Linked DNA regions of Homo sapiens: region 2 is linked to region 1. A link is a contact called in ENCODE Hi-C or POLR2A ChIA-PET data. All regions are on one chromosome and are shown on one strand. The core of a region is the stretch at or near the end of the contact, and the rest is flanking DNA. Distances in the headings are between cores, read along the strand shown. Region 1 overlaps TTC1 (tetratricopeptide repeat domain 1). Region 2 holds the start of CCNJL (cyclin J like).

Region 1 (5,852 bases), core at 2,889-5,388:
GGCTCATACCTGTATCCCAGCACTTTGGGAGGCCAAGGCAGGTGGATTGCCTGAGGTCAGGAGTTCGAGACCAGCCTGGCCAACATGGTCAAACCCCATCTCTATTAAAAATATAAAAATTAGCCAGGTGTGGTGGCAGGCGCCTGTAATCCCAGCTACTTGGGAGGCTGAGGCAGGAGAATCACCAGAACCTGGGAGGCAGAGGTTGCAGTGGGCTGAGATTGCACCACTGCACTTCAGCCTGGGTGACAGAGTGAGACTTCGTCTCAAAAACAAACAAAACAAAAAAATAAAAATAAAAATACAAAAATTAGCTGGGCATGATGGCTCATGCCTGCAGTCCCAGCTACTCTGGAGGCTGAGGTGGGAGGATCACTGGAGCCCAGGAATTTGAGGCTACAGTGGAATTATGGAATCGTGCCACTGCACCCCAGCCTGGGGGACAGAGCAAGACCTGGTTTCAAAAAAACAAAGCAAAACAAAACAAAAACAAACCTCTTCCTCACTGAATCAAGGGCTTGGACCACAGGACTTAGGCTGTTCTATTATTATTACTGTTACTCTTGAGGTGGTAGCATCACTTGAGCACGAGTTTGAGACCAACCGGGGCAACAAAGCAAAACCCCATATCCTGAAAAAAAAAAAAAAATTTAGCTGGGTGTGATGGCAAGCCCCTGTATTCCCAGCTATGAGGGAGGCTGAGGCAGGAGGATCACTTGAGCCCGTAAGTTTGAGGCTGCAGTAAGCTATCATTATGCCACTGTGCTCCAGCTTGGGCTACTCTGTCTCTCTTAAAAAAGATAAAGGAACTGTCATCAACTAGAGAAAACTAAGGCAACATGAAAACTAAATGCAGTGGATCCTGGAACAGAAAAGATGATGTTCATGGAAAATGTGATGAAATCTGAATAAGGTCTGCAGTTTATAGTGTTGTAATAATGTTTATTTCCTGGTTTTGATAACTGCACTATGGATATGTAAGCTGTTAAAATTAAGGGAAGCTGGAATCTATTTTTTGCTACTTTCTGAAAAATGTTATTTCAAAAATAAAAAGTTAAAATAGAACTCTCCACCTGGGAAATAATTTTTATCTTTCAAGAGCTAAATATAGTCTCCAGTAAGGACATTAAACCCCTACCTCAGTAATGAGAGTTTTTCAACATACTTATGGCACAGAATGTGTAGGCACTGTGCTATGTACACAGCACAGAGAAGGCTCTACCCATTGCCCATCCCCCCACACTTACATGCTAACCAGAGTATATTGATTGAACACTACCTGCAAGAAGTGTGGCTGTAAAGGCCACTTTGCAAAAGATTGTTTCATGCAACCAGGTGGGACCAAATACTCTCTGATACCTGATGAGGAAGAGGAAAAGGAAGAGGCAAAGTCAGCAGAGTTTGAGAAGCCTGACCCCACAAGGAATCCTTCTAGAAAAAGAAAGGAGGAGAAGAAAAAGAATTGGAAGTCATCTGACTCTGACAGCTCAGACTCTGAGAATGATACAGGCAAGAGGGCAAGGCACACATCAAAAGACAGCAAGGCAGCAAAGAAGAAGAAAAAGAAGAAGCACAAGAAGAAGCACATAGGAGTGGAAAGATTAGGCAACATGTGACATGCCTTGTGCACACGGCTTTGTCCCCATTGAGCCTTGTATTTGGAAGCTTAGTCACCTGTGTCCATCTGGATCTGTTTCGTGATAAAACACGAAACTACCTAAAATAAAAAGGTAAGCAGAGTTACATGTCTCCCTAGCTGAATTATAAGTTTCTTGACAGAGAAAACCATATTCTTCAAGAAAACTTCAGCCTGGGCAACACAGCAAGACCGTGTCTCTCCTAAAAATAAAAAAAATTAGCTGGGCGTGGTGGCTTATGCCTGTAGTCCCAGCTATTTGGGAGGCTGAGGGGGAAGGATCACTTGAGCCCCAGAGGTAGAGGTTACAATGAGCCATGATTGCGTCACTGCACTCCAGCCTGGGCAACAGAGCAAAACTCTATTTCCAAAAAAAAAAAAAAGAAAGAAAACCAATTTTGCCTAATTTTTTTTTTTTTTTTGAGACAGTGTTTTGTTCTGTTGCCCAGGCTGGAGTGCAGTGATGCAATCTCAGTTCATTGCAACCTCCGCCTACCGGGTTCAAGTGATTCTCCTGCCTCAGCCTCCTGAGTAGCTGGGATTATAGGCGCACACCACCAGGCCCTGCTATTTTTTTTGTATTTTTAGTAGAGATGGGGTTTCACCTTGTTGGTCAGGCTGGTCTTAAACTTGACCTCAGGTGATCCGCCCACCTCGGCCTCCCAAAGTGTTGGGATTACAGGCGTGAGCCACTGCACCCGGCCAATTTTGTCTATTAATTGCAGGTACTAACAAATGTCTGCTGAATGAATAACTCAATTTCTAGAATTACCCCGAATCTGTAGCATATGTGGGTTAATTTTCATTTAACTAACAAAGAAATAAAGGTGGAAACTATTACAAGTGTCCTTTCTGAATAAAATTAGCAAATCAAGGATTTAAATATTATAAACTTCTTTACATAAAGAAGATATTCTATAAAGAAGACAAATTACTGTAAATACTAGTTAGGATGAAAAATGGAAATGGTATGCTACTATTGCTAAGTGAAGAGTCTTCCTGTAAAGCAAATATCCATGACTTGGCTATAATCTTACCTTGTAATTTCCTATTTACTAACATAGTACCCCTATCTGCTTAATTACCTATACTATATTAGATGCCTGATTCCATGGCTGTGTAACTCATTCAATGAGCTAAAACTCATAATACTTATTATGTGCCAAACATTGTGCTAAGAGCTTCAAATGGATTGATTCACTTTCTTAAAATATTAGAAGTAGCTTGAATATAATTTTTTAATTGACAACAAAAAAACCACCCTCCAAAAAACCCAAAAATCCAAGCTAGAGAACTTCAACTGATATAATTTAAAATCCTGGGTAGCATGGCAAAATGTTAGAAAGTGCTTCTCTAGTCCCTTATAAATAAACCACTCTTCAGCAGACTACAATGCAGTGGCTGAGTAGGGTATTTCTTTTACTTTAGGTCAGTGAATACAACATAAACACACTTGACTTTGAGCTTATAAGTGTATACCCCATCTATCATTATTAAATAGTTAAAAACTTGCATGAAATACATTTAAAAAATAATCTCATATTTAAATAATCCTATGGTAAGCATGTGCTCAACAGACAAACAGGGGGAAAACCAAGACTCTCACTCCGGCAAGCTTATGTCCATATTATAAATCTATCAGCAGCTCTCTGCTGCCCTCTGCAGTTTTGTGAAGTAATTGCTACAAAATAAAACGGCATACACTTTATGCCAAGCACAGTACCCAGGGATCACAGTACCCAGAGATCAATAGCTGGAGTAAAAGAGAGCGTAAAGAGAGGTACATACTTGCTCAACTGCTGGAAAGTGGAGGCACATGCAACAAAACTTTCTGCTTTAGTCTTATCTAGGTGGGACAAGAAAACTACACTTGGAATGCAAATACTGGAAGGGCTAGGGACATCAGTTCTATAATTATTTTGAAGGGAATTCCTTATCATTAAAAAAATAAGCTTTTGGTTTTGTCTTCTTTGAAATCAGATATCACTTGCTTTACATACATAAAGACATATCTGTTCTTTCCACAAGTCACCTTTACAGGTCCTCTAGGGAGGCATGAGGGAGGATCTTTGGATCTAAGCCACAGTTAGAACCTGCCTCTCAGTAGGTGTTATCCTTCTGAGGAAAAAAATGACTGATCTATGAGGAATTAATCTTGGAAATAGTCCCTTGTTTCTTAAATCAGAAAATTCTATTTCCCAAAACTCAATCTTTAACAGAAATAAATTTTCTATGTCAGGACTGCTTAAATTCGGCCCAACAAGTTGTTTTTAGACCTTGATCAACGGATGTAGGTAAAAGAAAACCTCCTATTCAGTTCTTCCGATGTTGGATGCAGTCAATGTACGGGTTAGGTCAATACTTCTTGTTTTGGAAGCTTAGTCATCTGTGTCCATCTGGATCTGTTTCCCATGGTGTGGCCACAGTTCTTCCTATATCAAAATTACCTGGGAGGCTTGCTAACAAAACAGATGCCTGGTTGTTGCCTCACAGGTGTGTGGTGTCAGACACTTCTCAGGCTGTGCATGGTTAATACATTTCCTGTGATGCTTAGACACAATAAAGTCTGGAAACCACTGATCTACACAAAGTGACCTTTCTTAATAAACACAGGAAATACTGAACGTCATTTTAACTTTTCTGCCAGCAAATAATGTAAACACACCTCACTAACTTCCAAATGTTTTAGAGCAGCGGTCCCTACCCTTTTTGGCACCAGGGACTGCTCTTGTGGGGAACTATTTTTCCACGGACTAGGGTCTTGGGGAAGGGGGTGTTCATAATGATTCAAGCACATTACATTTATTGTGTACTTTATAATTATTAAACTGTAATATATAATCAAATAGTTATACAATTCACCATAATGTAGAATCAGTGGGAGCCCTAAGCTTGTTTTCCTGCAACTAGACGGTCCTACCTGGGGGTGATGAGAGACAGTGATAGACTATCAGGCATTAGATTCTTGTAAGGAGCAGGCAACACAGATCCCTTGCATGTGCAATTCACAACAGGGTTCACAAGCCTACGAGAATCTAATGCTACCATGGATATGACATGAGGTGGAGCTCAGACAGTAATGCAAGCGATGGGAAGTGGCTGTAAATACAGATGAAGCTTCGCTCACTAGCCTGCTGCTCACTTCCTGCTGTGTGGCTGGGTTCCTTACAGGCCACAGACTGGTATCAGTACATGGCCGGGGGTTGACGACCCCTGTTTTAGAGCAAGCAACCCTTATTTCCACTGGTTTAAACTTAGCATCAGGCCAGGCAGGGTGGTTCATTCCTGTAATCCCAGCACTTTGGGAGGCCAAGTGAAAGGGCCTCTACAAAAATAAAAATAAACAAACTTGGGATCAGAAATCTAAGCTCCTTCTAGGATTTGATTTAATCGTTTGTAGACAGCATTAAGTTCAACAGTGGTAACTCTAAGAAGTTGGTAAAACTGACCACCTTAGTTCCAAAGGATGCCTATTAGAAATGAAAGAAAAGGAGGCTGGGGCGGGCGGATCACTTGAGGTCAGGAGTTCGAGACCAGCCTGGCCAACATGGTGAAACTCCGTCTCTACTAAAAATACAAAAATTAGCTGGGTGTGGTGGTGGGCACCTGTAATCCCAGCTACTTGGGAGGCTGAGGCAGGAGAATCACTTGAACCTGGGAGGCAGAGGTTGCAGTGAACCAAGATCATGCCACTGTACTCCAGTCTGGGCGACAGGGCAAGACTCTGTCTCAAAATAAACAAACAGAAAACAACAACAACAAAAAGAAAACAAGAAATGAAAGAAAAGGGAGGCAGGAGGCAGGGCACAGTGGCTCATGCCTATAATCCCAGAACTTTGGGAGGCCGAGGTGGGTGGATCATGATGTGAGTTCGAGACCAGCCTGGCCAATATGGTGAAACCCAGTCTCTAGTAAAAATACAAAAATTAGCTGGGTGTGGTGGCACACGCCTGTAGCCCCAGCTACTCGGGAGGCAGAGAGAGAATCGCTTGAATCCGGGAGGCGGAGGTTGCAGTGAGCAGAGATCGCACCGCTGCACTCCAGCTTGGGCAACAGAGAGGGAATATCCATCTCAAAAAAAAAAAAAAAAAAAAAAAGAATGAAAGAAAAGGGAAACAACAAAATCAGAAAGGTTGCTCATGACGTTAACAGGACTATGCAGGCCACTATGGAAGAAGTTACTGAGAACTTTTTGGAAGCAATCGAGAGTATTCCC
Region 2 (6,209 bases), core at 1,490-3,989, 290 kb before region 1:
GATCTTGCTATGTTGCCCAAGCTGGTCTTGAACTCCTGGCCTCATGCAATTCTCCCACCTCAGCCTGCCAGTGTGCTAGGATTACAGGCATGAGCCACCGTGCCCAGCCCAGTTTATCCTTTTTATTTAATAAATTATAAACATTTTCTCCAATTCATCATGCATCCTTTAAAAAATGCTTTTAAGAGACAAATAATTATTAAACCAGTTCCCTGTTCTAATGGTTCACTATGATGAAAAAGCATTTTTGATGAAACACCTTTGAAATAAATCTGCTTTTTTTAAAAGAATAAATTTCTACAGGTGGAAGAGTTGGATCAAATAATACAGTTTAAAATGTTTTGATTTATGTTGTCTTTCAGAAAGATGGTCTTAATTTATATTCCCAACAACACTGTGGATTGACCAAAATTCCTTAACAAAAAAGTACCCCACTGTTTTTTTAAAAAAAGCTTTTAATTTGCATGCTAGGGAGTATGAGCATTTTAAAAATAACATCTATCCATATGAATTCCTTCTCTGACGGCATACCTACTCATGTCTTGCATCCATTTCTGCACGTAGGGTGTTAATGTTTTACATACCGATTTATCAGAGGTCTAGAAAGTAGCATCAACCTTTTGTCACATTTGTTAAAAATATTTTCTCAAATTTGTCGTTTGCCTTTTTGGCAATGATAATTGATGTATCTAGATCCTGCATATTTATTCAAATTTGTCTACTCACCTTGCCTTTGGTTTCTTCCCATGTCTTAGTATCTAGGCCTTCCCCTCCGTATAATTCGTGTATGTTTTCTTCTTATCCTCTTGTGATTTGCTTGTTTGTAGTTCTCTGAGTTCTTATATTTATTTTGGTGATATTTAAACAAGTCCTTAGTTTTACTTTTTTCCCCCAACCTAATTTATTAAATAATTTAGCCGTTTATACTTGTCCCAACAAAGTGAAATGCCACATTTATCATACAGTGAATTTTTAAATATATTAAATTTTCCTAGACTTTCAGTTATTCCACTGATGCTTAATCCATCCATTCTTGTGTGAACACTACACTGTTTTAACTATAGTGTTGCAATATGCTTTAAGATTTGATAATACAGGTCTGTCCCCCCAGTTTTTTTGTTCGTTTGTTTGTTGAGACGGAGTTTCACTCTTGTTGCCCAAGCTGGAGTGCAGTGGCACGATCTCGGCTCACTGCAACCTCCGCCTCCCAGATGCAAGTGACTCTCCTGCCTCAGCCTACCAAGTAGCTGGGATTACAGGCGTGCACCACCACACTCGGCTAATTTTTTGTATTTTTAGTAGAAACAGGGTTTCACCATGTTAGCCAGTTTGGTCTCAAACTCCTGACCTCAGGTGATCTGCCTGCCCTTGGCCTCCCAAAGTGTTGGGATTACAGGCGTGAGCCACCGCGCCCCGCCATCCCCCCATTTTTAAAATATAAATTTCTTAGCTTTTCTCGCAGATATTCTCCCATTTGAAGGTTAGAAAACATGTTAAGTGCCCCCTCCTCCAATCTACCCACAACCATTAAAATTTTATTAAATAGAGTAATTTGGGTTAAGTTGGTGTTTGTGCCTCTATTCCTTCAAGCCTTCTTTATTATGTTTCAACCTTTGTAATGTCTTCATTAAGAGCCTGCACATTTATTCAGTTTATTTTTAGGTATCTTACACTTTTAAAATGGTTCGTTTGTTTTACATTAAAACTGCTCTTCAAGGTCCAATTGAAGCTTATCAAAGCTGATTTAATTTTTTTTTCCCAGGTGTGTCTTTATGTGCAGGAAAGCAGTCAGAAACTAAAGGCTCTTCAGTCACAGTTGTTTACTGAGTGTTCACTTAATACCTGGTGTAGTGATTATCCCTTTACACGCATTATCTCCTTTAATTTTCAGCAGGTTGGTTTAACTTTTATTTCCATTTTACACACGAGGCTCTGAGTTTGAGGAACTTGACAAAAATCACCCAGTTGGTAAGTGGATTTGATTCCAAATTTGTGAATCTCCAAAACTATCACAAAAATCAATCAGCCAAGAAGGATAGCCCAATGCTATGCCATCAGATGGGCTGACTCAAAAGGATGACTTTCCAAAAGCAAGCAATTGAATTAAAAAGACAATGTTTTCCATCCACCGGACCCGGCAAAAAAAGACTGGTTTTCCTCCAATGTGAGGCATAGTTCATATTCTGCAGGAGCACAATAATACCAGTGACTTAGGCTCCTTTAGAATTAGGGACTCGTGGGTGAACAAGGGTGGTTTTTCTGCAGCTTTCACTGGAATTGTCCGTTTGGAAATCTACCTCCCCATGGCAGGGCGGGTTTCAAAGAAGAGGAGAACAAACAAAAAACAAAAACAGGAAAAAAAAAAAAAGAGAGAGAGAAAGAAAAACAGGTGGAACCGACGTAAGGATGGCTAGAGCAGTGCGCGCGGAAGGCAGAACTTTCTGGGGGCGTCCTGTCCGCACGTTTCACGCGTGGTGCGCGCAGGTGGCGCCGCGGTCCCTTTGCTCCCTGCGCAAGCCGGAGGGGTGCCCAGAAGGCTACCACTAGCCTCAGCGAAGGTGAGAGAGAAGCTTTCCGCCGAAGCGAGGGAGGAGGGCGGGCAGGAAGCGGAGCCAGAGCTGGCAAAGAAAGGCTCCAATTCCCAGCCCCCCGCCCCGCGGGGCGCGGGGGCGCCGGCAGCGCATGCGCGAGGCCCGGCCCCCAATTCCCCCAGCGAGGGAGGGAGGCCCCCGGCGGCCGGGAGCCTGCGAGCCGCGGCGGGACCCGAGCGCACGCAGGGGCGCGGCGACGGCGGGGGCTAGTCGGGCTGCGGAGGCGGCCGTCGGGAGTGCGGAGCGCCTCGGACGAGGGTCCAACCGCCGGCAGGCACCAGAGGGCACGGCTGGCTCGGCACTGGGAGGGGCCCGGCGCTCGCAGCCCCCCACGCCCAGAGAGGATGCGTGAGTTTCGCCCCGGCTCGAGGGCAGGATGTGGGAGCAGGACAAAGGCTGGGCGGCGGGGGAGGAGTTGGGGACGGCGAGCCTGTGGCCGCCGCCAGAGCCCCAGCCTCGAGCGAGCTAGCGGAGTTGACAACTTTCTCTGCAACTTTTGCAAAAGGGAAGATAAAAATTCTGCAAGTTGTTGCACAGCTCCATATCGCCCCGTGTCCGGCGAGCAGAGGGGAGGGGGCACCGCAGCCTTCCGCGGACCAGAGGCGACCTCCAGCTCCTCTGAGCGGCGCAGGAGGGGGCGCCCGCCGGGGCCCGGGGCCAGGGGCGAGAGAGGATAGGGACACCGGGGGTCGGAGCCCGGGGTACGCTCTGGCCGCTGAAGTTGCCCGTGTCCACGCAGGGTGCGCCCTGAGAGCCGGGTAGCCTCGGATAGCGGCGCTGCGTACGCGATGATGGATGAGCCGTGGTGGGAAGGGCGCGTCGCCTCGGACGTCCACTGCACCCTGCGCGAGAAGGTCAGTCCCTCCCTGCCCTTGTCACTCTCAAGACTGGGTACAGTCTCCTTCGGTCTCGACTTCGTGTTCTCAGGTCGCCTGCGTGGGAACTCAGAACTCCCGGGTGCCTTTTTTTCCTCTTACCCTTTACCTTCTCCCGGAGTGTCTGAGCGGAATTGGGGGGCGGGGGTTAGAGACTGGAGATGGGAGAGATTGAAGTTGGTTTTTCTGATAAGGAGCTCAGAACTCTGGGCCAACTAGTCAGAGACAGCCACTGTACCTCTAAGGCAGTGTTTCCTATAGTATTGCCACCCTAGGTTATTTTAAACCGTACGTGAAGGGGTCTTTAAAAAATATTGTGTATTCATTCTAATGTGTAATTTAAGAATGTGTATGTATCTAGCAAGCTCTGCGTTTGCGATTTTCCATTTATTGTAATAATGATGTCGCAGTTTATTTTAAAACAAATTTAAGTAAAAGTAGTAACTCTATATAAAGATAAGTGGTAGTACAGGGAATACATGGTTATGGCCAAATACGTGTATCTATGTGTATATCTAGAATGGGACCGAATGAAATTTAAGGAACACCTGTATAATTGAAAGAGGCTACAAAACAGGGAGGCTGAGGGAAGAAAACAAAAACTCCCCTGCCGGTTTGCCTCCTGTGGCAGAAGGTGGGTGGGAGCAGCTGAAATGTGATCCCTGCACACCCCTCCCCTCAAGGAGAGAAGGGCTGAGGGGCATTGGGAAGGTGGAAGAGTCCAGGTGGGCTGGAGGCATGGCCTGTGTGTCTTGCCTCCAGTCCCTGGGCTGAGATTGGCAAGGGGTGGCTTGGGGAACAGGTGTGAAGTAGTGAATGGATTGGTTTCCTAGGGCTGCCATTACAAAGGACCACACAAACTGGAGGGCTTAAAGCAACAGAAATTTATTTCAGCTCTGGAAGCTGAAGATCCCAGATCAAGGTGTTAGCAGGGCCATGACTCTCAAAAGGCTCTAGAGAAGGATCTTTCCTTCTTCCTTCTTAAATTTGCTGGTGCTTGGTCATCCTTGGCATTCCTCGGCTTGTAGGTACATCATTCCAGTCTCTGCCTCCACTGTCACATGGTGCTATCTGTCTGTCTGTTTTCTCTTCTTACAAGGATACCCGATCATTGGAGTAGAACCCACCCTAATCCAATGTGATGTCATCATAATTTAATTACATCTGAAAAGACTCCATTTCCAAGTAAGGTCACATTCTGAAGTTCCAGATTAACATGACATTTGGGGGGACACTACTGCGCCCAATACAGGGAGGAAAAGGTCTTCCTAGTGCAGTACCTGAGCCCCCACACAGGTTTCACAGTCAGTGCATTTGCTCCGAGTGTCTGGAGGAGTTCTGCTTAAAGGGTCACCAGCTACTCAGTGTTTTTACCTCATTGAGTAGCTGTCTTCCTGTCCAATTAATGCCTTTTTCTTTTCTTTCTGTACCTGCTGACCTGTCTTTGTCCTGCGTTGCTTGGCAAGGCTGTGGCTTTCATCTGTTCCCTTGGTCTTCTTCCCAGAACAGAGTGGCCAACGTGTGGCACATTCTAGGCATCTGGACAAGAAGAAATCCAGGTCTTGTTGGTTCAGTTGAAAAGCAAGGAAAGTGGTAGGGGTATGGTCCTGGCCCTTTTCTGGAGGAGGTGGCTGAATGGAGCTAGTGAGGACTGCCGTGGAAATTGGGCTTCCTTGTTTATCATAGACTCAAGTGGTTGTCATTTCTGCTCATAGCTTAGGAGGAACGACTTCTACCTGATTTGCCCCTTTCTAGAGGGAAGGATTTCTAAGAGCAATAAATGCCATTTGTTTAGTTACCTGAGAATGCCCAACCTTTTATACATAAGGGAGGATGTCCTAAATGTTCCTTCGGCTGCTCAAAGAAGCAAGAAAGGCTCCATGAACTGCTATAGCCATGTCATAGTGCCGTATGAGTTTACTATTGGGCTGCCCACCTCGGAGAGACGATGAGTTTGTCCCAGTTTTGCAGGTTAGAAATAGAAAGCTCACCCAAGGACTGATGGCCAAGGTCAACCTTGACTTAAAGCTGGCCTTATTAGGACAAATCCCAAGTTCCTTTGGTTATAATGTCCCACCTCCTCAAAATACTGCTATTGTTCTCCTTTACTTTATTTCCTCTCCCACTTCAAAGAAGAAAATGCTTCTTCAAAAATTTGGCTTCATGGAGTTTGGCAAGAAGAGTGAAGAATAGGGGAACTTAGTAGCCATACTAGCCTCGCCTTTCTTGAGGAATGAGGGCTGGCATTTTGTTTTTCTCAGACAGGGTAATTGTTTTTCTCAAATGTCTACTCTGATAATATGTTTCTAACACTGTAGAACAACTTTACAAGAGCGTGGCACACAGTAGACACTCTTAGTTGAATGTTGCCTGATGAATACAAAGCATGTTTACATATGTGCTGTGTAACTGTTTCCATACAACCACAAGCAATTATCCTCACCTGACCGACACAGGAGGCGAAGTTGAGATCACTGAGACGTTGGGAGCCCCAGTTTGTCAAATATGAGATTCCAGTCTGGCATCATACTACAGGGTATCAAAAACTTGACACCATGGAAACAAGTCTTGGTACTGCATGCACGCTAGTGATGGAAGTGAAACCCTGATCTGCTCATTTAACCTCTCTAAATCTGGCCCCTATCATCCATTCTTCCCAGAATAGCCAGAATTTAGATTGTGTCATTCTCTGCTTAAAGACCTCCAATGTCATCTCACTGCACTTAAAATTCCCAGTCCTTAC

Evidence for each region. A loop is a pair of places that touch in the nucleus more often than their neighbours do. ChIA-PET counts read pairs that join two places held with the same protein, here RNA polymerase II (POLR2A). Pooled maps may share reads with other maps.
Region 2: a pooled map shows a loop between it and region 1 (2.2-fold over the local background). The contact joins the promoter of CCNJL here to the enhancer-like site in region 1. A Hi-C loop is called at or near these places in 3 of 50 pooled maps. POLR2A ChIA-PET finds 5 or more read pairs at or near these places in 4 of 52 experiments (AG04450, PC-9, Panc1 and 1 more).

What each region holds. Positions count from the first base shown.
Region 1 is chr5:160,019,462-160,025,313 of GRCh38, reverse strand. The region is part of intron 2 of TTC1 (tetratricopeptide repeat domain 1); the gene reads right to left. LOC124901124 (a long non-coding RNA gene) reads right to left here. Exons shown (of 2, transcript XR_007059025.1): 2 at 1-1,717. Among named protein-coding and RNA genes, the nearest start is that of TTC1, 13 kb to the right of the region's middle. Within about 2 kb of position 4,138, at least 3 of the 41 ENCODE cell types and tissues checked have a DNase peak (open chromatin) inside an H3K27ac peak, as active enhancers do.
Region 2 is chr5:160,309,094-160,315,302 of GRCh38, reverse strand. It overlaps CCNJL (cyclin J like), which reads left to right and starts at 2,739. Exons shown (of 6, transcript NM_001308173.3): 1 at 2,739-2,939; 2 at 3,331-3,445. The coding sequence starts at 3,380. RefSeq lists silencers at 2,521-2,580, 2,691-2,810.